2 separate regions of the Homo sapiens genome follow, and region 1 is linked to region 2. Evidence: chromatin loops called from intact Hi-C (ENCODE). Cell type or tissue: endothelial cell of umbilical vein. All regions are shown on one strand. Links, peaks and the distances in the headings refer to the core of each region. The heading gives the core; the rest is flanking DNA.

Region 1 (12,655 bases), core at 4,758-9,757, 120 kb before region 2:
GTTCGGAACATATTCTGAAATTAGCAAGTTATTATACTTGGCCTTTTAGTATCCTTTATAGTATACTCCCACCACAATAGCTTGTTCTTTTGAGGGTCAGGCCATGAAAAAGTTTTTGACTGTGAAGAATCTTTAGGAAATAAAAAATTTACCTACCTATGAAGACAATCTAAAAATTCAAGCTGGAACTCTGACGTTAGCACATTAGGTGCTTGACCCCTTTGAGCCTCAGTTTCCTCATCTGTAAAATAATGGGGGGTGGGTACTAACAGCCTCTTTTAGCATTGAAACTTGATCATTCAAGCTGGAAGAGGAGAAATTTGAAGGAGCTACCCTTAAGCTTCTTTACATAGCTGCCAGGAAGAGGCTATAGCATAGTTCTCCAACTACCTGTCAGCTTTCCCTTTTCATGGGTTATGACCATGACTTCCATCTAGAGATGTAGCAGTCGTTCAGAAAATCTAGTCATTTAAAAAAAAATAACACACTATATAAGTTGGAGGTTTTGCAATGGGCTTGAATCCACCATTTTTAGAAAGTACTCCATTTTTAAAGGACATACAAAATATTGTCATTAATTTTGGGGTGGTGGATTATGACTGATTTTGGTTTTCTTCTTGAAGCTTTTCTATATTTTCTGCATTTTCCTACAATAAAATGTACCATTCTTATTGAAAAATTTGATTTTCAAAAGGATCATTCATTCTTGCAAGTTCTATCAGATCTCTCAAGTCTACTCTAGAATGAATCAATGGGTGATGGGACAAATCAGATGGTACCACCATGCATGTCTGTCTATACACAGTGGTTGATTACTCAAGTGGCTGATTGCTGTAGTAGAATCAGGACATTATTATTATAATCAGAATCTATGGCTCACAGTTCTATGTGGATATCAAAACAGGCATTTTATCTAAATAACATTTTTTTCCAGCATCCTGGCCCTTGAGAATCGTGGTTAAAATTCCTTTCCAATTGAAGCAAATGAAATTAAACATGTGGTCCTTTTCCTGCCCCCCCCCACCTCCCGCAAAAAAATGCTTTTCAGACAAAATGATTGTGATTGGGCTGTTTTTTAAATGTTTCCTCTTTTTGTGCTCCGAAACAAAACACGTTAAAACTTAAAGTAAATATTTAGTTGTCAAAACAAAACAACCCCATATGAAAAACACAAGAATGAATTTGATGCCGCGTATTATAAAAACAATTTCCATAGCAAGCACAAATGTTTAAATTGTGTAAAAAGAAGACAAAAACCAAATGTTGTCACTCCTAAGTTCTACAGGACAGCCCTAAGAAAGGTGGAAGGTGAGCTACCGAAAGGTTAAGCACAGATTTCCATAACTTCCAGGTTCATGGTTATCAAAGCACAGCTTGGAAAATTCAGGTGAGATAGAAAATGAAGTTTGACAAAATGACAATCACTGTTTCAATTTGAGTAGATCTCTAGAACAAATTCCAGGTAGAATTCGATTCTTATCAGATGAGGAAGGTATAGCAATTCATCTCTCCATTCTCTACCTGAATATAATCCAACGTCTACTACGTGTTACCTCTCAAATTACTTTTTTTTTTTTTTTTTTTTTTGAGATGGAGTCTAGCTCTGTCGCCCAGGCTGGAATACAGTGGCGCTATCTCGGCTCACTGCAACCTCCGACTCCTGGATTCAAGCAATTCTTCCTGCCTCAGCCTCCCGAGTAGCTGGGATTACAGGCACCCACTACCACGCCTGGCTAATTTTTGTGTTTTAGCCATGACGGGGTTTCACCATGTTGGCCAGGCTGGTCTTGAACTCCTGACCTCAGGTGATCTGCCCGGCTTGGCCTCCCAAAGTGCTGGGATTACAGGCGTAAGCCACTGCGCTCTGCCTGAAGTTACTTTTTACCCAGAGCCAGTTACCTTCCTTTCTCCAAGAGGCTCAACTTACTTCCTACCTTTAGAGTAAGCAGCAAAGAGTGGCTTGGTTGTGGGACATCATCTCAAATCCCAACCTTGCTGCTTATTAGTTGTGCAATCTTAGACAAGTTACTTAACAAATATCTCCCACTCTCATCTGTAAAATGTGCATCATAACTGCAGAGTTGCTCTGAGAATCAAATTAGACAATGAGTATATATTTAATTTGCGTGCTTCCTGAAATTTTAGTAGGTGTTCAATTAATGTTGGTTCCCTTTTCCCCTACTCCTTGTCACTTACTCCAAGTATGATCACATTTAGCATTCATGGTTTTAATTACTCTCAGGCAAGCCCAATGGTATATAGGACATATAGTAATTTTCATTTTGTTACATAAGATTTTGAATGATGCATGCCGCAAGGGAGATAATGCATAGTTGTGCTTAAAACCATGAACTTAAAAGGAGTAATAATCTTAATCTTGATTTCTACTTCTAACCTTGACCAGCTGTGAGGCTCCAGGCAAGATCTTCTACCTCTCTGAGTGTGGTTCCTCATTTATAAAATGAAGAGAATATATAATGTATACAAGTCCTCTGGCACAGAGTAAGTGCCATAAATGGTAGCTGTTATTTTCTTTAATTCTTCAGGTTGGTATGCAGGAACTAGTCACTTTTATTTATTTATTTTATGTTTTTGAGACAGGGTCTCACTCTGTCGCCCAGGCTGGAGTGCAGTGGTGCAATCTCAGCTCACAGCAACCTCCGCCTCCTGGGTCCAAGCGATTCTCGTGCCTCAGCCTCCCAAGTAGCTGGGACTACAGGCGCACACCACCACACCCGGCTAATTCTTTGTATTTTTAGTAGAGACAGGATTTTGCCATGTTGGCCAGACTGGTCTCGAACTCCTGGGCTCAAGTGATCCGCTTGCCTCAGCCTCCCAAAGTACTGGGATTACAGGCGTGAACCACAGCACCTGGCTGAAACTAGTCATTTTTGAGACGAATAAAGTGAGCTCCGCCAACTACTCAGTCACCTCAAGACGCTGTTATTGTTCTCTACTCTCCTGGAATTATGTTCTGCTACATTATGTAGAGGAAATTACATCAACCTCGGCATATCGACATTTCAGGCTGGATAATTTTGTTTGCCGCCAGGCACTGCCCTATGCGCTGTTGGATATTTAAGCAGCATCCCTGTCTCTACCAACTGGATGCCAGTGGAGTGCATCTAGCAAAAATTGTTGAGTGACCCCGGGGGGCAAAAGCGCCCTGGCTGAAAACCACCAGTGTGGCACTATCCACAAAGAGGGGATTTCTCCAGGCACTCAGGAAGCAACCCTGTAGAAGGTCAAAGGTTTATTCGAGCTACTATTTAGGACTATCCACTCTTCTGGGCTCCATCATCCATTACTATCCATAATTCAAAGTTGACCCCAGAAAAATATTTTGGGGAGGCCCAATTTGCCATCAGAGATGCATTAAGTCGCAGGAAGGGATGCTGGCCATCCACTTCTCCCTACTCTATACAGTAATACAAAGCTGAATGTAAACATCAAGAAATCTTTTTTGTCTGTCCAAAAAACTCCAGACAATTCTTGATTACTCACAACAGATTCACTGTCTATTTTTCATTTTCATAACTTCACCAGAAAGGTGGAAGCCATTTCTTATCAACCAAATAACTCCACACCTAGCATGGAGCCTCCAACAGAGGAGGTAACTCGGCAAATGTTTGTTGAATAAACGAAAAGTCATATATTCTGCTTAATTAAGTACACCACTGACCAAAAAAGAACCTTTCTCTGCTCTTGTCCCACAGGAGCTAAAAGAAAAGATCTTTTAAGAAAAAACAATTACAGTCTACTCCCTTTTACCCCAAATCCAAACAACTAGATAGTTCAATTAACAAAAAAAAGTTCAGTAGGCAAAAGCTGGGGAAAGCAGCCAAAAAGATAAGGCCTCAAGTTCGAGCAAGCAGGAATATTTGGTTCAACTCCCATAAGGTTATAAAAGCCAATGTTGCTGGCACCGGACGGGGGAGAAAGGAGAGGCATGGGGAAGAAGGGAACTAGGAGGTGGAGAGTGGGAAAACAGGGTTCAGTCACAGGAGATTACCTTCCATGCCTTCAACAAACTTTTTTAATGCTCAAACTTTAGAGGTGAGGGTTAATTTCTTACATGAAAACGTGATTTACAAATTTTCAAATGCGTATCAGCAAAATCTTTAAGAACATCTAGCAAGAGAATTTGATCCGACTTCTGTTAATTCCTGAAATGTCTTTCATGTCCTAGAGGGCAACAGATTCTCAAAAAGCCAGGTAAAAGATACGCCATTTACACCTTCTGTCCAGAGAGAAACTTAAAGCCCACTTCCTATCAACATGCTTCTCTCTGTAAAAGATTTTTTACCACTTTCTGCATTCTACTCCTCAGAGAAAAAAACATTATGCTTAAATTTTATTATAAAAATATGCTATTTTTTCAATTGCTATTTGGGGGCACAGAATGAATACCATACTAACATTATAATACAATAGTGTAAATAAATGCATTTTTGTCGGTCTTTGTGACTAAAAATCTATTTCCCCTTAAACATTTCCAGTTTAACACTTCCAGGAAAAAAAATAATTATTTTGTTTTAGCGGTCGATTCATTTAATATATATTAAATTACCTCCAATGCACTGGTATTATACAGGAGGAATTTTATCAATTTAAATCTTACACAATTTTTCTTAGTTTCACTCAAAAATCTAGACTTGGCTGAAAAAAATATTTTCCTTTTCTGAAAATTAAATATGGGAATGGTAGCCTAGAATTTCAAAAACCATATATGGTTACAGAATCTATATGATAGTCTTAGACTATGTACTTATCGTGAGGTGGTTTGCACAAATCATGGCCTATCTGACCAATTTCCTGTTGCATAAAGATTATATTTGCCCTTAAAAATGTTAAATAAGCATTTTTAAAGACTGAAGGTAAAGACTTGATCGGAACCTTATGTAACCAAAAATGGGAAAACACTATAGTCTCACCACATAAAAGGCAAATGCCTGCTTAATACGTATTCTTCTTAAGCAAACATGAACATGAGTTTGTAAAGGCAAAGCTACCATCCCAGAAGCTCTTGCTTCTTCAGTGTAAGGATCGGGAGGGCCCGGTTCTTGGAGATGAGCTGAGGCAGGAAAGGCTTTACAAAATTCCAGGGGGGCCCATAATTTAAACTTGTGCTATTCTGCAAATGTTCACATTTGCAAGGAACACCGTAACGTTTACATTAAAACTGTCTTAAGATGACGGAAAAAATTATTCCTGCTGTTCTATAAGCTTGCCATAGACTTGATAACCCAGAGAAGAATTACAAGCAATTACAAGATGATGGCTCCAATTAGGAAAACTGGATCTATTCCAAACCCAAATCAAAGGGGGCTCGGATAATCCCGAAGGGATAATTTAAATGAATACAAGGGGACTTCCAGCAAATACATACGCTTATTCTACTACTTCTACTCTTCTCAAAACCAAGCGAAATGCTACAAGGATGTATCTCCTGCCCTTCAGGAAATTCAAAATCCAAACCTGGCATCCCATTAATAAGCCTTGTCCTTTTCTTTTCCTAAGGGATCTCCCTAGTATGGGGTTTTTATTGTAAAAGGCAATCAAAACAAACCTGAGAAACTCGCACATTCCCAAATGCAGAAAATAATACAGCGCTCAACACGAACGACACAACAGTCGCTTAGCCTTGATGATTTTTTAACCTTTACCTAGTCCTGGACGCTAAGAGCAGAGAGGAAAGGAAGAGAAACTTCGAAAGCAGAAACCTCTGTCCCAGAGCCTAGAACAGACGGCACCTTGTAAGGATTTCACGTTTTTCGAGGCGGGAGAGGTCACGCCCTGCAGTTTTGAAAACCCACCTTCTAAGGCTCAACCCCCGTGATAGAACCTTCCTCGTGCTTCTCTAGATTCCACGCTGGAGCTGAAATACCCCCTCCCCACCCCCATTCGCCAAACCCGCGCCATCCCCCTTGGACAGAAGAACCACAGCGGGCCCTCCCCCTCCCTCCTTATTCTGCACCCCACCCCCATCCTCCAACCACCCCACAAGCATCCCAGTCAAGAAAACCGAGGCGGGCCCCCTCACGTCTACTCCTCGTCGCCACCCCCGCCATCCTCGTTGAGCGAAGCAAGGCAGGTCTCCCATCTCCCCCCTCCACGATCCCCGCCATCCTTGATGGGAAAACCAAGGGAGTCGACCCACCGCTTCATCCTCACCCGCTCCCCACAGCCCCTGCTAGCTATCCTGGCTGAAAGAACCAAGAGGTGTCCCCACCTCGCCCCACCCCCCACTGCCCGCCATCCTTGGTGACAAAACCAGGGCCCCCCCTTCACTCCCTCCTCACTCCCCACCATCCCCCGCACAGGAAAACATGGAGAGCCCCCATTTCACTCCCGATCCCCCCCACCTCCACCCCACTGCCTCTTAGTCCCCATCGAGCCAAAAACCCAGGGAAGGCCGAGGCACGCACCAGGGGGGACCTCGCACTCGCAGTCCCTCGTCCCGCACCCCGCAGCCCGGGACGGCCCCTGGCCCCCGGCCTCAGCGAGGCCGCCGAAGCCGCAGTACCCAGCCCTGGAAGGCCAGGCAGCCGGGACCGCAGGGACCAGCCCCGAGCGGCGGCGGCGGCGGGGCAGAAGGGCAGCCGCTCCCCCGGGACCCAGGACGCCGGCGGGCGGGAGGCACACACGCGCGCACAAGCGGAAAGAAAGCGGGCTTACTGCGTGGGGATGCTCGCCCGCGCAGCTGTCTCGGCGGCGGCGGCCGCTGCCTGCACCGAGGCCGAGGCGCGGCGGTGGCGGCGGCGGCTGCGGACTGAGCCCCCTCCGCCGGGCGGTGGATGTAGGGCGCGGGAGGGGCGCGAGGGGAGGGGTGCGCGCCTGGGAGGCGGGGAGGGAAAGAGGGGAGGAAGCAGGAGCGCGGGGGCGGGCGCGGCTAGCCAGGGGCGGGGCGGGGCGCGCGCGGGGCCGGGCTCTGCCCACTGCACGGAGGCTGTGTGCGGGGCGCGCGCGCGGGAGACGGCCGGACGGGCGTGGGGAGAGGGGCGGCTTGCCACGCACCCCGCGCGCCCACGTGCCCCCGCCACTGGAGAGGGCCGGGCACGCGGAGAGGGTGGCTGCGGGGACGCGGTGGCAGGCTCTTTCCCGAGGACCGGCTCGGATCCGAAGACCGGGAGGAGGGCGGGCCGGGGGCGCCTCGGGCCCCCTCCCTCGCGCAGCGGTCCTTAGAGGCCTGCGGGAGTCACGAATCACTGCAGGCGGCTGGGGCTGGGGAGGTGGGAGCAACAAAGACAGCCAAGTGAGGGTGGCGTCTCGCCTCACCGGGGTCCTCGCTAACCTGCGCACTCCCTGAAAAGCGGCCCCGCTTCGGGGCCCACGCCGTTTCGGCCTCCGACTTCGGAACCCGGTGGCTTGCAGCGGCGCCGAAAGGCCCACCGACGACCCCTCCCCTTAGTAGCAAGCCGGAGGGAGCTAAATAAGCCCCATCCATAATCCCAGTGCCACCATCCAGAGCGTTTTAACGTCACTCAGAAAGCACCGATGGCAAAGCGGCGCGTGGCGTCTCATTCACTCAGCATTCAGTTTACTGAGCCCTCGCCATGTGCCAAGCTCAGTGCCGGGCTCTGGTGATAACAGCGTTGTCTGCAGACAGTACGCACCCTGCCCTGGGAGCTTGTAATCTAGTGGGGGAGACAGACAATAAAGAAGTGAGAAAATAATCAAATTTGGATAAAGCCTGTGCAGGAAAAGTACAAATAGTGTGATTAGGAAAGGAGGAGGTGACATTTAAGCTGAACCCTGAAAGATATGAAAGAGCCAGGAAAAAGCTTTCCAGAAAACAAGTCAGAAGGAGGGACCAAATCTTGATGCTTTGGAACTAAAAGGTGGTGATCATGATTGGCGCCAGGAAAGCTGGGGAGAGTACCAGAAAGTAAGGCTGGACAGGTTGGCAGGGACCAGATCGTGGATTGCATACTAGTCCATGGGCAGGTGCAGTCCATGGGCAGGCCACTTCATTCCAAAATCAATGGGAGGGCATTGAATGAGTGGCTTAACCCCAAGGCGTGACACGGTCTGACTTATATTTCTTTTAACTAAACTTTTGTCTTTTGGGATGATTGTAGATTCACATGCATTTGTAAGAAATAATACAGAGAGATCTGGGGTCCCCCTTGCCCAATTTCCCCCAATGCAAGACTACACTATAAGATAACTAGAATATTGACATTAATACAATCTACCAATCTTATTTTGATTTCTTCAGTTTTACTTCTACTGTGTGTGTGTGTACGCGCGTGCACGTCTGGTATGTGTGTGTTCTATACAATTTTATCACGTGTGGCCTCTTTCCACTACCATGGTCAATTATAAAACAGTTTCATCATTGCAAGGATCTTACCTGTTGTATTGTAATTATAAAACAGCAATAACTATCTCCTCAGTTCCCCAAGTCTTTCACCATTGGCAACCACTGATCCGTCCTCCATTTCTGTAAGTTTGATATTTTGAGAATGTTTTGTAAATGAATCATACAATATTCATTTTGAGATTGGCTTTTCTCACTCGGTTTTGAGTCCCTTGAGATTCATCCAAGTTGTTGGGTGTTTCCATAGCTTGCTCTTTTTTATTGCTGAGTAGTATTCCAGATCTGGTTTACATTTTTAAAAGACCACCTTGACTACTATATGGAGAATGGTTCAGAAGAGATTAAAAATTTAAATAGGGAGATTAGTTAGGAGGCTTTCTCAATAGTTCCTATCAAAGCTGATGGTGGTTTAGATTAGGGTGGTGCTAGTGGAGGAAAGTGGAAGGATTTGATGGAACAGGGTTGCAGAGGGAATTGGAGTTGAAGTAGAGACAGCATAGGGTAGACAACTGTTTTGAGACTTTCCAATGTAAATGGGAAGAAAAATGGAGCAGAACTGGAGGAGCGAGTAGGGACAAGCAAAGATTCTCTTCTCTCTTTGTGATTTGAGAGATGAGAGCCTGTTGGTCAACAGTTTAGGGATAATCAGTAGAGAGGGGTTGGTGAGGCATGACAGGAGGGTTTACTAAAGGAGTCAAGTCCCCTGCCTAGGTGAGATGGAATAAGGGCTGGATTCATGGGGAGAATTGGCCCTCCATCTGCCGAAAGTCATTCTTCACTGTACAGAAGACCATGGAGGTAGATGATGATGACAGGGGCGGGTGTAGGGATGGTGTGGTATACACAGATCTAGCAAATAGATCCTCATGATTCCTATTTGCCCCATGTCGCACAAACTGGCTAGTGGTCTCCCTTACCAGAGAACCAGCAGCATAAGCGCTTACAAAGTACCCTTCTCTGCTCCTAGCACCAGGGGCCTGGGCTTTCTCTTTTCCCCTTCTAAGCCCTCAGAAGCACTGAAGTTTGGTCCTTCTAGATGGCAAGAGAAGTCCCGCTACACTGCCTAGGAGAAGAGGAAGCCAATCTGCCCCCACTCCATCATGGAAAGGCATTGAACAATTAGCTTGGCCACAGACAACTCCCCACCCCATACCAGCCCAAAGAAACAGCCCAGCCCAAAAGAAACAGCCAAGAGGCACCCATGATGGAAGGCTCTGGACAGAGCACCCTCTTTCAGGGAAACTTCTGGCTATTCTTTGGCATTCAATCAGTGTTAGTTGTGATTCATTCTTCTCAAGACTCCTTCCTTTCTCCCTCTTCCTTTATTCATTCTTCCTTCTTGCCTTTCCAAGGAACAGAGCACGAGGAAAACGGCCTTCAATTTCAATAGAATTTAAGCAAGAATTTCCAAGAATTTCCTTGGAAGGAAATATGGAGCATTTATCAGCACACAAAGTAATCAAGTCCTTTACATTCTCTTCAAAAAGTACCATTAGAACTAATAATTCTAAGTTATTGAAAATGTATTATGTAATGGACAGTTTGCATACATCATTTTATTTACTCTTATATGAGATACTTTACAGATGAGGAAACCGAGGCTTAAGCAACCTTGGAACCAGGATTTAAAACCAAGCAGCATATTTCCAGAGCCCACAATCCAAACCTGTATACTCCACTTCCAAAACAATGAAAAAAGACTGTTCATCACTTTTATTACAGTCATCCAAAGTGGCTGCTTCTTTCAGGTTAGTTATTTTTCCCCCAAAGTGGTGCTAAGACCTTCATCTGACTTTGTCAATGGAATCCACAGGGAAACAGTGGCTCCATTTCATGATCATCACGTGTCCTGTCAATGGTGGAGCCCAAAACAGCTCTCAGAGAACACATCTACTTCTCCAGCCAGCCTTACCTCCTGCCTCTCCCCAGCCTGTAGGCTCTTAGTCCGGGATCTAGAAGGATCTCCAAAAACATCCTGTGCATTCCCCTCTTGAAACCTTAGTTACTGCGGTAACTAAGTAACCTTCTGCCTAGAGCAGTTTCAACAACTTCCTGTAGGTCCAAGGCTGAACTCTCCCCTGCCTGCCCCCACCCTGATCTATTTCTTCCCGCCCCCTCCCCGCCCCCCCCCGTATTTCCTGTTTCCATTAATGGCACACCACCCACCCACGTGGGCAAAGTAAAAGCTATTACTTTTGACTCCATCTTTTTCACATCCCGTAGGTCATCAAGTCCTAGAAATTCTACTTCTGAAATAGTGAAACCTCACCGTCTCTTTGAAGCCGTTCCTGACCAACTCAGGCAGAATCCAGTTCTCCCGTGGCATTTGGTCATTTGGTTCATGCCGATAGGTAATCGTGACATACCTGGTCATTTCATGTGTCTGTTTTCCCCAGCAGATCATAAGCTCCTTGAGGGCAAGCAATGTATTTTCCTTGTTTATACTTCCAGTTTCTTGGAACATGGTAAGCATTAAATTATAATAGTGTTGTTGTTTTGTTGTTATTGTTGTTGTTGTTGTTATGGAGTTTCACTCTTTTGCCCAGGCTGGAGTGAAGTGGCCTGATCTCTGCTCACTGCAAGCTCCACCCACCAGGTTTAAGCGATTCTCCTGCCTCAGCCTTCCGAGTAGCTGGGATTACAGGAGCCCACCACCACGCCTGGCTAATTTTTTGTATTTTTAGTAGAGATGGGGTTTCGCCATGTTGAAAACTCATTGTGGTGAAATATAAACATATACATAATAGAGAAAATAATGTAATGAACTTCCATGCACCCAACACCCAACTTCAGAAATTATCAACACATGATTTATTTTGTTTTAATTGTAGTTCTCCTACCAATTCCCTCCAACACACATACACCGGATTATTTTAAATCAAATGCAAAACATCATATCATTCCATCCAGAAATACTTAAGTGCATATGGCTAAAAGATAAAGATGCTTTTCTCCTTTTTAGAACATAAGAACAATATCATCATCACACCTAGGAACAGTTAGCGAAAATTTCTTAATACCAAAAAATACCCAGTCAGGATTCTGAATTCTCCAGATGTCTCCCAAATGTTTTTACAGTTCATTTATTTCAAGCAGGGTATTTTTTGTGACATGTAAAATTCATATGAAATTCACATTTCAGTGTCAAGAAATAAAGTGTTATTGGAACACAAGTACATTCATTTGTTTACATATTATCTGTGGTTACTTCCTCAGTACAACAGTAGAACAGAGTAGTTGTGACAGAGATCATATGGCCCACGAAGCTGAAGATATTTACTGGTTCTTCACAGGAAATGTTTGTTGACCCCTGATACAAACAATTTCTATTTTGGCGACCTGGTAATCTGTTTAATGATAAGCATCTTTCCATGTCAAGAAATAATCTTTTTTTTTACTATTATTTTTAATTGACACATAATCATTGTGCATCTTTATGGGGTACAGTGTGATATTTCAATACATGTATACAATGTGTAATGATCAAATCAGGATAATTAGCATACCCATCACTTCAAATGCTGATCTTTTTTTTGTTTTGTTTTGTTTTGTTTTTTTGAGACGGAGTCCCCAGGCTGGAGTGCAGTGGCGCAATCTCAGCTCACTGCAACCTCTGCCCCTGGGTTCAAGTGATTCTCTTGCCTCAGCCTCCCGAGTAACTGGGATTACAGGCACACACCACCATGCCTGGCTAATTATTTTGTATTTTCAGTAGACTTGGGGTTTCTCCATGTTGGCCAGGTTGATCTCGAACTCCTGACCTCAGGTGATCCGCCCGCCTTGGCCTCCCAAAGTGCTGGGATTACAGGCGTGAGCTACTGTGCCTGGCCTGATCATTTCTTTGTGTTGGGAACATTCAATTTGGCTCTTCTAGATTTTTGAAAATATACAATAATTGTTAACGATAGTCACCCTACAGTGCCATACAACACCAGAACTTATTCCTTCCATCTAGCTGTAACATTGTTTGCATTAACCATCTTATCACTACTACCTTTCCCCTTACCCTTCCCAGGCTCTAGTAACCACTATTCTACTCTGTACTTACATGAGATTAACGTTTTTAACTTCCACATATGAGTCAGAATATGCAGTATTTGTCTTTCTGTTCTTGGCTTATTTCACTTAACATAATGTCCTCCAAGCTCATAATGTTGCTGTGAATGACAGGGTTTCATTCTTTTGTTTTATGGCTGAATAGTACTCCAGTGTGTGTGTGTGCGTGTGTGTGTGTGTGTATCACATTTTCCTTATCCATTCATCTGTTGATGGACACGGGTTGACTCCATATTGTGGCTGTTGTGAATAGTGCAATAAAACTTGGGAGTGCAC
Region 2 (7,861 bases), core at 521-5,520:
GACCAACATGGTGAAACCCCGTTTCTACTAAAAATACAAAAATTAGCCAGGCGTGGTGGGGCCTGCCTGTAATCCCAGCTACTCAGGAGGCTGAGGCAGGAAGTTCACTTGAACCCGGGAGGTAGAGGTTGCAGTGAGCCGAGATCGTGCCACTGCACTCCAGACTCGGCGACAGAGCGAGACTCCATCTCAAAAAAAAGAAAAAAAATCAATGTGGTATAATTCATGTACTGAACCTGAAAGACTTAACTCTCAATGTAATAATAGCACCTTAGAAAATATCACATCAACATCCCTATATTTGGGAGTCGTCATGGATCTCGAAAATAACTAGCAACTTCAAAGTTGCTACTATGTTCTTGAAACACTAGCAAAATAAAAACAAGTAGGGAAATTCCATGGTAAGCCTGACCAGCTAGGAGGAGAAACTAACATAGCAAGTAGGCGTCTTCTAAAAGTTTCCAAAAATATAAACTGTGTCTTTATTTGTAATATGGTGCAGTCAGCAGTTGGGCAGTTAGGCAATCTGCTTCCAGTCCCAGCTTATTGACATTAAGTAGTTTAAGCAAGTCCCTTTCTCTCTCTGGGCCCGAATTTCTTCATGTATAAAAACATGATGAGGGTTAGAGAATTCTGAAGGCCCTTTCCAGTGCTCATGTTCTATGTTTCCATAATCTTCTTTTCTAAAAGCACAGAATTTAGGCCAGACACAGTGGCTCATGCCTGTAATCCCAACACTTTGGGAAGCCAAGGCGGGTATATCACTTGAGGTCAGGAGTTCGAGTCCAGCCTGACCAATATGGGGAAACCCCGTCTCTACTAAAAACACACAAAAAAATGAGCTGGGCGTGGTGGCAGGCACCTATAGTCTCAGCTACCTGGAAGGGTGAGGCAAGAGAATTGCTTGAATCTGGGAGGTGGAGGTTGCAGTGACCTGAGATCGTGCCACTGCACTCTAGCATGACCGACAGAGTGAAACTTCATCTCAGTAAGTAAGTAAATAAATAAATAAATAAATAAGCAAGCAAGCACAGAGTTTAGATTCTGGGTTTTGGCTTCTTCCTGTCCTTCCTAATGCTCAAAATAAATTTCTCTCTGCTTCAACGTGTCACGTGTCATGTATCAACTTATATATAACACAAAAATGTTTGGAAACACTGTATGGGCTTACGAAAGCTGAAGAACACCTGCAATTCCTTTCACATCATAGAAGTATCTTTCTGTGCCTCCACCTCTTGAAGAACAACATTTCACCACCCCTCACCACATGAACACCTGTATACCCCACCCCCACACACTCCATACTTAGTATAAGGTTCCTCTGTGCTTTCTCGTGGACATTCAAAATATTAAAGGAACAATATAACCAAGACAGCCACAGGGTTGTTTTTTTTTTATTTTGTTTTTGTTTTTCCAGACAGAGTCTCGCTCTGTTGCCCAGGCTGGAGTGCAGTGGCACGATCTCCTGCCTCAGTTTCCTGAGTAGCTGGGACTACAGGCACCCACCACCACGCCCAGCTAATTTCTGTATTTTTAGCAGAGACAGGGTTTCACCATGTTGGCCAGGCTGGTCTCGAATTCCTGACCTCGTGTGATCCACCCGCTTTGGCCTCCCAATATGCTGGGATTACAGGCGTGAGCCACCATGCCCGGCCCAGCCATAGGGTTTTGAAGGTATGGGAAAAAAAACGGTCCTTTGTTCTGTATGTCACGACTGGCACTCACCTACCTGGCTCTCTCCCTGTCACTCCTTTTCCATTTCTCCTCTGTGGTTACACAGGTGACACAGCTGGTGGAGACTTACACAGTGATCGAGCATTTGTCTTTTGAACTGCATGATTAACTTTATTCTTGTTTTCACACAGGGAGGAGGCACTGAGGAATTATCACCCCTTGGACACTACACCAGGAGCCCGGCATCATGGGAATTTATCCAGCTTGGTTTTTACAAGTATGTCAAGCCCATGGAATTCTACTTTAAGGCTCTGACCACAAGAGTCAAGTACTTACTATATCTCATACATACATTCACACTCATCACTCAACAGCTAACAAAATTAGCATTTAGGAAATGAATCTGAGAAATGTTTTTTTTAACCTCACCCTGAAGACAAATATACTGACTGTGGTTTGTTTCTGACAAGAAAAAAATTGTGTTTTGAAAGAGATGCTTTCCATGTTCAAAAATCTAATTTCTGTGATTTCTCATCTAACGTCTGATATGGAGACACATATTCAATGGTGCTCAGAAGCAATTGAAAAACAGATGGAAAATACCAGACAAGGGTAGTCAGTCTAGAGAGGGCAGTGAGTTACAATGCATTCAGTCCAACGGGCTCAAGTTCATAGCAACAACTGAGAAACTGACACAACAGAAGGAAGGAAGCAAGGAAACGTGGCCAAGGCTGAGGGGCAAGGTAAGAAAGTGCGTTTCCCTGAGCAGGCAGGGAAGACTGGTTGAAGATTCAAAAGCTTCTAGGCAGTTCTCTAGGGCAGCTGCTGGTCATTCGATTTGAAAGTTACACAGGAAGAGCAGCTGGAGTGGGGCTTACATCAGAGACAAGCCTTCATGCGCAAACCAAAGTGGAAAAAGCCTCCCCGTGCCAGAGGAGTCACTCGAAAACCCAGGAGTGCTTAAAAGACTGCTCTCCTCTGGGACAAAAGCCCAGGCAGGATGGCCCAGAGACATGAAAGCTGTCACCCTTGATAACCACACACTATGGCACTGTGGCAAACTTGGTTTTGTCTCTATGGAGCAGTGAGAAAAGCCAGGAATGATATCATTCCTCCAAAGCTGAGGCAAAGAGGACAGGATCTAAATAGAAGGTTGAAGTTTATAGTAGATTGTTTTCTTTCCAAATGACTGCACATTTGACAGAAATGCCAGGAACAACAAAAACGCATATTTACCAAGTGTTCTTGGTCTGAATCAACACCAACCCTAAAGGAGAAAGACAAAGAGCAAATGAGATTTTGAAGCCAAAAAATGGTCTATTCACACATATACATTGTCAGGCAACTACTTTTCTCAACACAGAAGCTATGGAATGGTTAATGTTTTCTTGCTTCTCTATAGCTGTTGATGCAGATTTTTGGCTCCTGCCACTTTCCTTAGCAACAGCTTGGATTCTAAGGCAAGCAGGGTGTACCCATGATTCTCTTCCTGCAATCTTACTTACCAGTTTCAGAAAAAAACAGCATTTTTTTTCTCTGAATATAGGTCCACTCGAAGCGGAATCAGGGAGAGCAGCACTGCCCCAGTTGCTAAATAAGAATTACTGGCTAGCTCCAAAAACAAGGATGGCACAGTGCAATTCACTTCGCAGCTCTCATGGCAACATTCTGTTACGATGACTGAAGAGAGGGCCCAATTACAGGTTTTTCATAGGCTAATGGATAGACATTAGCCTTGCTTCTTCACAACTCTTGTTTTATCTGTTTAAAATTCCTGCTTTCTGTATCCCAGGGAAAAGCTTCACTACAAAGTTCTCTGGCTCCTCTCTATTCCCTAAACACGGGCACTCACAAACTCTGTTCATTCCTCCTCTAAACGGTCTCTCAAGTCTTCTCTCCTTTCCATCCCAACTGCTCAAGGGCAGCCCTCATCCTGAGGCTCACGGGCTCTGTCGTGGAAGCTTTTCCAGCTGCCAGGCTCTCCCCGAGAGTCAGCTGTCGCCAGCATAGAGCTCGCTGTGTTACTCCCTTGACAAAGGACTCTGAGAGTGGCTTACAACCCAGAGGGTCAAGTCTGAAGTCTTTTGTGGGGCATTCAAGACTCTCTACAAACTAGCATCCCCACCCCACTCCAACCTACTTTTCCATCCTCATTTCCCATCATTCTCTTCTACATGCCCCATTCTAGCTATACCTGCCTGCTCATCTCCCCAAATCCATCCTCTCCTGTGCCTCCCATGCCTTTGCTCATGCTGTTCTCTCCAGCTGCAATGTGCTTTCCCTCATTTTTTAAGCGATTTTCAAGTTCCAAAGTAACCATTCTACGACCCCTTCAAGCAGAATCATTTTCTCCTCTGTGCATCTGCAGCACTTTCTACAGTCCTTTATTATGATACTTAGCACAGTAGAGTATAGTTATTTACCTGTCAGTCTCCCCAAAAAGACTGTGAGTTCCTTGAGGGTAAAGGCCATGTCTCAATTCATCTCTGTATCCCCAGAGTCTAGCACAGTACCTGACACACAATAGGTGCTCAAATGTTTATTGATTAAATTAACTACTACAGACAACACAGAAAAAATAGCAGTACTAGAAGCTGTAGCAGTAGCATCCCAGAACACAAATAACACTGAAGGGAGAAAATGATGCAAGGCTGCATCTGGAAAGCAAGGGAACCATGGTCAAGGACCTGAAAACAGATTGCTATGACCAGATTCATAATTCAAAGAATGGCTCATTTTTCCTTTGTTAAAATGGCCAGGAGCTGTTTTAACATCTTCTCAGTCACATTAAACTCTAACCACATTTATGCATCTCCAGTGACATCTAGTGGTCTTGAAGATAGCACACTTGTAATAGATGGTACATTATTAGAAGCTAAGTCAATGTAATAAACATTTATAGAGCACTTATTATTTGCCAGGCACTGTACTAGGCACAGGGCATAGAAATGAATTAAACATGGCCCCTGCCCTCAAGGAACTCACAGACTAGTGGGGGAAACCAACACAACTAGGGCATAATCCCTAAGGGCTTCTATCAGGGAGCTCTGGGTTCAAATCTGGACTTGGCTGCTTTCTAGCTGTGTGAACTCAGTCAAGTGAGGCAGTCTTATAAATCATCACTTTATCACCTGGAAAATGGGGCTAATATCCACCACACAGAGTTGCTGCAAGGATTTAATGAGAAAATGTATGAAAAGCTTTTAAAAGAGTATCTGAAACATTAACACTAAGTGGCAGCTCTTATAACAATATTATCACAAGACTGAATAAAATAAGTGCTACAATGAAGAGGCCCAATGTTGCACCAACATAAGAGTGGTTCCGAGGGAAAAGAACAGAGGGAAAAGGAGGTGGCACTTAGCTGTGTCATTTACTGACAGTGAAAGAGCATTCCAGGCAGAGGGAACAGTATGAGCAAAGGCTCAGAGACGCAGAAGTGCAAAGCATGTGTAGTAAATGATAGAAATGTGACTGTCACAAACTATGTGAAAGGACATGGGAATAGCTGGCTGTTTCAAATTTACTGTGGATCCACCGTTCACATGACAACTAAAGTGAACCTTTTACACTGTAAATGACTTCATGTCACTCCCTTGCTTTAAAATCCTCCAGGATTTCCAATTGTATTTTAAAATCCAAATCCCTTACCATGTTCCACAAGACTATACATTAGGGGTCCACAAAGTACAGCCTACAGGCCACATCAGCACCTCTTCTGTTTTTGTAAATAAAGTTTTACTGGGATACAACCACACCAATTGATTTATATATTGTCTAGGGCTGCTTTCACACTAGAGTTGAGTAGCTGAGACAGACCATATGGCCTCCAAAGCCTGATATATTTACTCTCTGGCCCTTGACAGTTAAGTGTGCAGAACCCCTGCTTCCATAGGATCTTGCCAACCTCACTTCCTATCTACCCTTCAGTCACTATACTCCGGCCATGAGAGTTTTTTTCCTGTTCATTCAACAGGCCAAGTTTGTCCCTTCCTCAGGACATTTGTACAACTTGCTCTTCCCTCTGCCTAGACTGCTCTTCTTCCTGATGACTGTTTAACTGGCACCATCTAGTCACGTAGGTAAGACTGAACTCAAACATAACCTCTCAAAGAAACCGTCCCTGGCCTCCTTGTATCAAAAACACCCCCATCCCCAGTCACTATCACAGTACCTTGCCCGATTCCCATCACAGCATTTAATATCATCTGCAGTTATCAGGTTCATTTATGTGTTACTAGCTTATTGTCTGTCTTCTCTCACTAAAGTATGGATGTTATGAGTCGAGGAACCTTTTCTATCTTATTTTGATCACTGTGCTTCTCTAGAGGAGGATTTCTTAACCCTAGCATTACTGACATTCTGGCCTAGATAATTCTCTGTTGGCAGGTGGTGAGGAGCCTGTCCTATGCATTGTAGCATGTTTAGCAGCATCCTTGGCCTCTACTCACTAGATGCCAGCAGAGGCCCCCTCTTCCAGTTGTGACAACCAAAAATGTCTCCAGAAAGTGCCAAATGTCCCTTGGGCGGGGGGCAAAATTCTCCCCAGTTAAGAAGCACTGAGGCTGGGTGAGATGGCTCATGCCTGTAATCCCAATACTTTGGGAGGCTGAGGCGGGCGAATCACTTGAGGCCAGGAGTTTGAGACCAGCCTGGCCAACATGGTGAAACCCCATATCTACTAAAAATACAAAAATTAGCCAGGTGTGGTGGTGCATGCCTGTAATCCCAGCTACTTGGGAGGCTGAGGCAGGAGAATTGCTTGAACCTGGGAGGCGGAGGTTGCAACGAGCTGAGATTGCACCACTGCACTCCAGCCTAAGCGACAGAGCAAGACTCTGTCTCAAAAAAAAAAAAAGAACCACTGAGTTGTAACCTACAGTGCCCGGCACATGGCTGGTGTTCAGTAAATGTTTATTGAATGAATGAATAAAAGGTAATTTGAAATGCTGTGCTAAGAACTTTACAGATATTAGCTCACTGAATCCTTACAACAACCCAAGGAGGTAGGTACTATAACATACATGTTACAGATGAGGAAACCGAGGCTTTAAAAGGTTAAAGAACTTGCCAAAGATCACAGAATTCATCAGTGAAGGGGCAAGAACTCAAAGCCAAGTCTAAGTCTGCATGAATCTTAAACTTTCAGGACTTTGCAGTGCCCTTAAAATTGTACTAGACAAATTTGGGGGGAGGGAAGAAAAGCTTAAAATACAGCCCCTGTTCACGAAGAGGCCAAGAATAATGCCAATAAAACAAGAAGGCAATAAGAAGTAACCTAAGACTATAAGACAATATTATAATTAAGTGACCAACTATGTTACAGGACAGGCACTATGCGGCCAAAGAGCTTTGACAGCTAGTGATGTAGATTAAATTTTGTGTGAGTAGGTACGTTTTTGTCTTTTCTTTTTGCGGGGATGGTAAGCGTAGATATTTTGTTTGGTTTGTTCTTACATTTAATTTTGTTATCCTTAGGACAATGAGGGAAAGTCTTCATCTACAAGCTCTTGAGAAAAGAAAGGAACTGTGTCCTTTCAAAATGTACCATGACCATTATTTGATGAAATTAATTTCTAAAAAAATTAAGAAAGACTGGAGGCTCCTCTGCCTGCCATTTAATTATCCAGATGACCTTGAACAACTCAGAACCTTTCTAAGCCTCTATTTCATCCCTTGTAAAATGGAGTTATCATGTTTGGATAAATATGTAAAATGTACTTAGCACAATGCCCAGCACATAGTAAGTGTTCAATAAATGCCAGGTCCTCCCTAAAGTAATAATTAAGGTTATAAGAACATTATTTTTGTGTATTTTATACTATGCACAATAAAAGCACAGAAATTATAAGAGATTTGAATAGTAAAGAGAAATTAAGACAATAACAACAACATTCAAAGTGTGATTTAGGGCTGGCTGGTTTTTAGAAGTCTTAAAAAAGGTGTAATAGAATTTAAAAAAATGGAGGACAGGATCTATAAAGTGTGAAATACTGTTTTCTCTAATGAGTCCTATGTATTCTGGAAGCTTGGTAGCTCTTAATGTCTATGAAGTTTCAGCCAAACACAGAACTCAAATCTACAAAGGCTTTAGCAGCATAGGCTGCTGTATCCATGGAAACAAATGCAGAACTCTTGAGATACAAGGGAGCTTTCAAATTGAATACATTAACTGGTACACATTCAA

Evidence for each region. A loop is a pair of places that touch in the nucleus more often than their neighbours do. Peaks named below come from ENCODE experiments on the same cell type or tissue, not always from the same donor. Only the 100,000 strongest peaks of a DNase experiment are listed, where the experiment ranks them.
Region 1: a loop joins it to region 2, with 4 times the contacts of the local background. A loop is called at or near these places in 24 of 110 quality-filtered maps.

Annotation. Positions count from the first base shown.
Region 1 is chrX:136,141,652-136,154,306 of GRCh38, reverse strand. It overlaps a transcript of FHL1 not described here. Among named protein-coding and RNA genes, the nearest start is that of FHL1, 49 kb to the left of the region's middle. RefSeq lists an enhancer at 9,716-10,915. In endothelial cell of umbilical vein, for the core only: no CTCF peak of the experiment used is centred there; no DNase peak of the experiment used is centred there; H3K4me3 peaks cover 2,061 bases; H3K27me3 peaks cover 174 bases.
Region 2 is chrX:136,025,212-136,033,072 of GRCh38, reverse strand. It overlaps SLC9A6 (solute carrier family 9 member A6), which reads right to left. Exons shown (of 18, transcript NM_001379110.1): 14 at 4,098-4,187; 15 at 2,911-2,941. Among named protein-coding and RNA genes, the nearest start is that of SLC9A6, 44 kb to the right of the region's middle. In endothelial cell of umbilical vein, for the core only: a CTCF peak has its summit at 4,523 (motif pointing left); DNase peaks (open chromatin) are centred at 2,412 and 4,482; H3K27ac peaks cover 1,813 bases.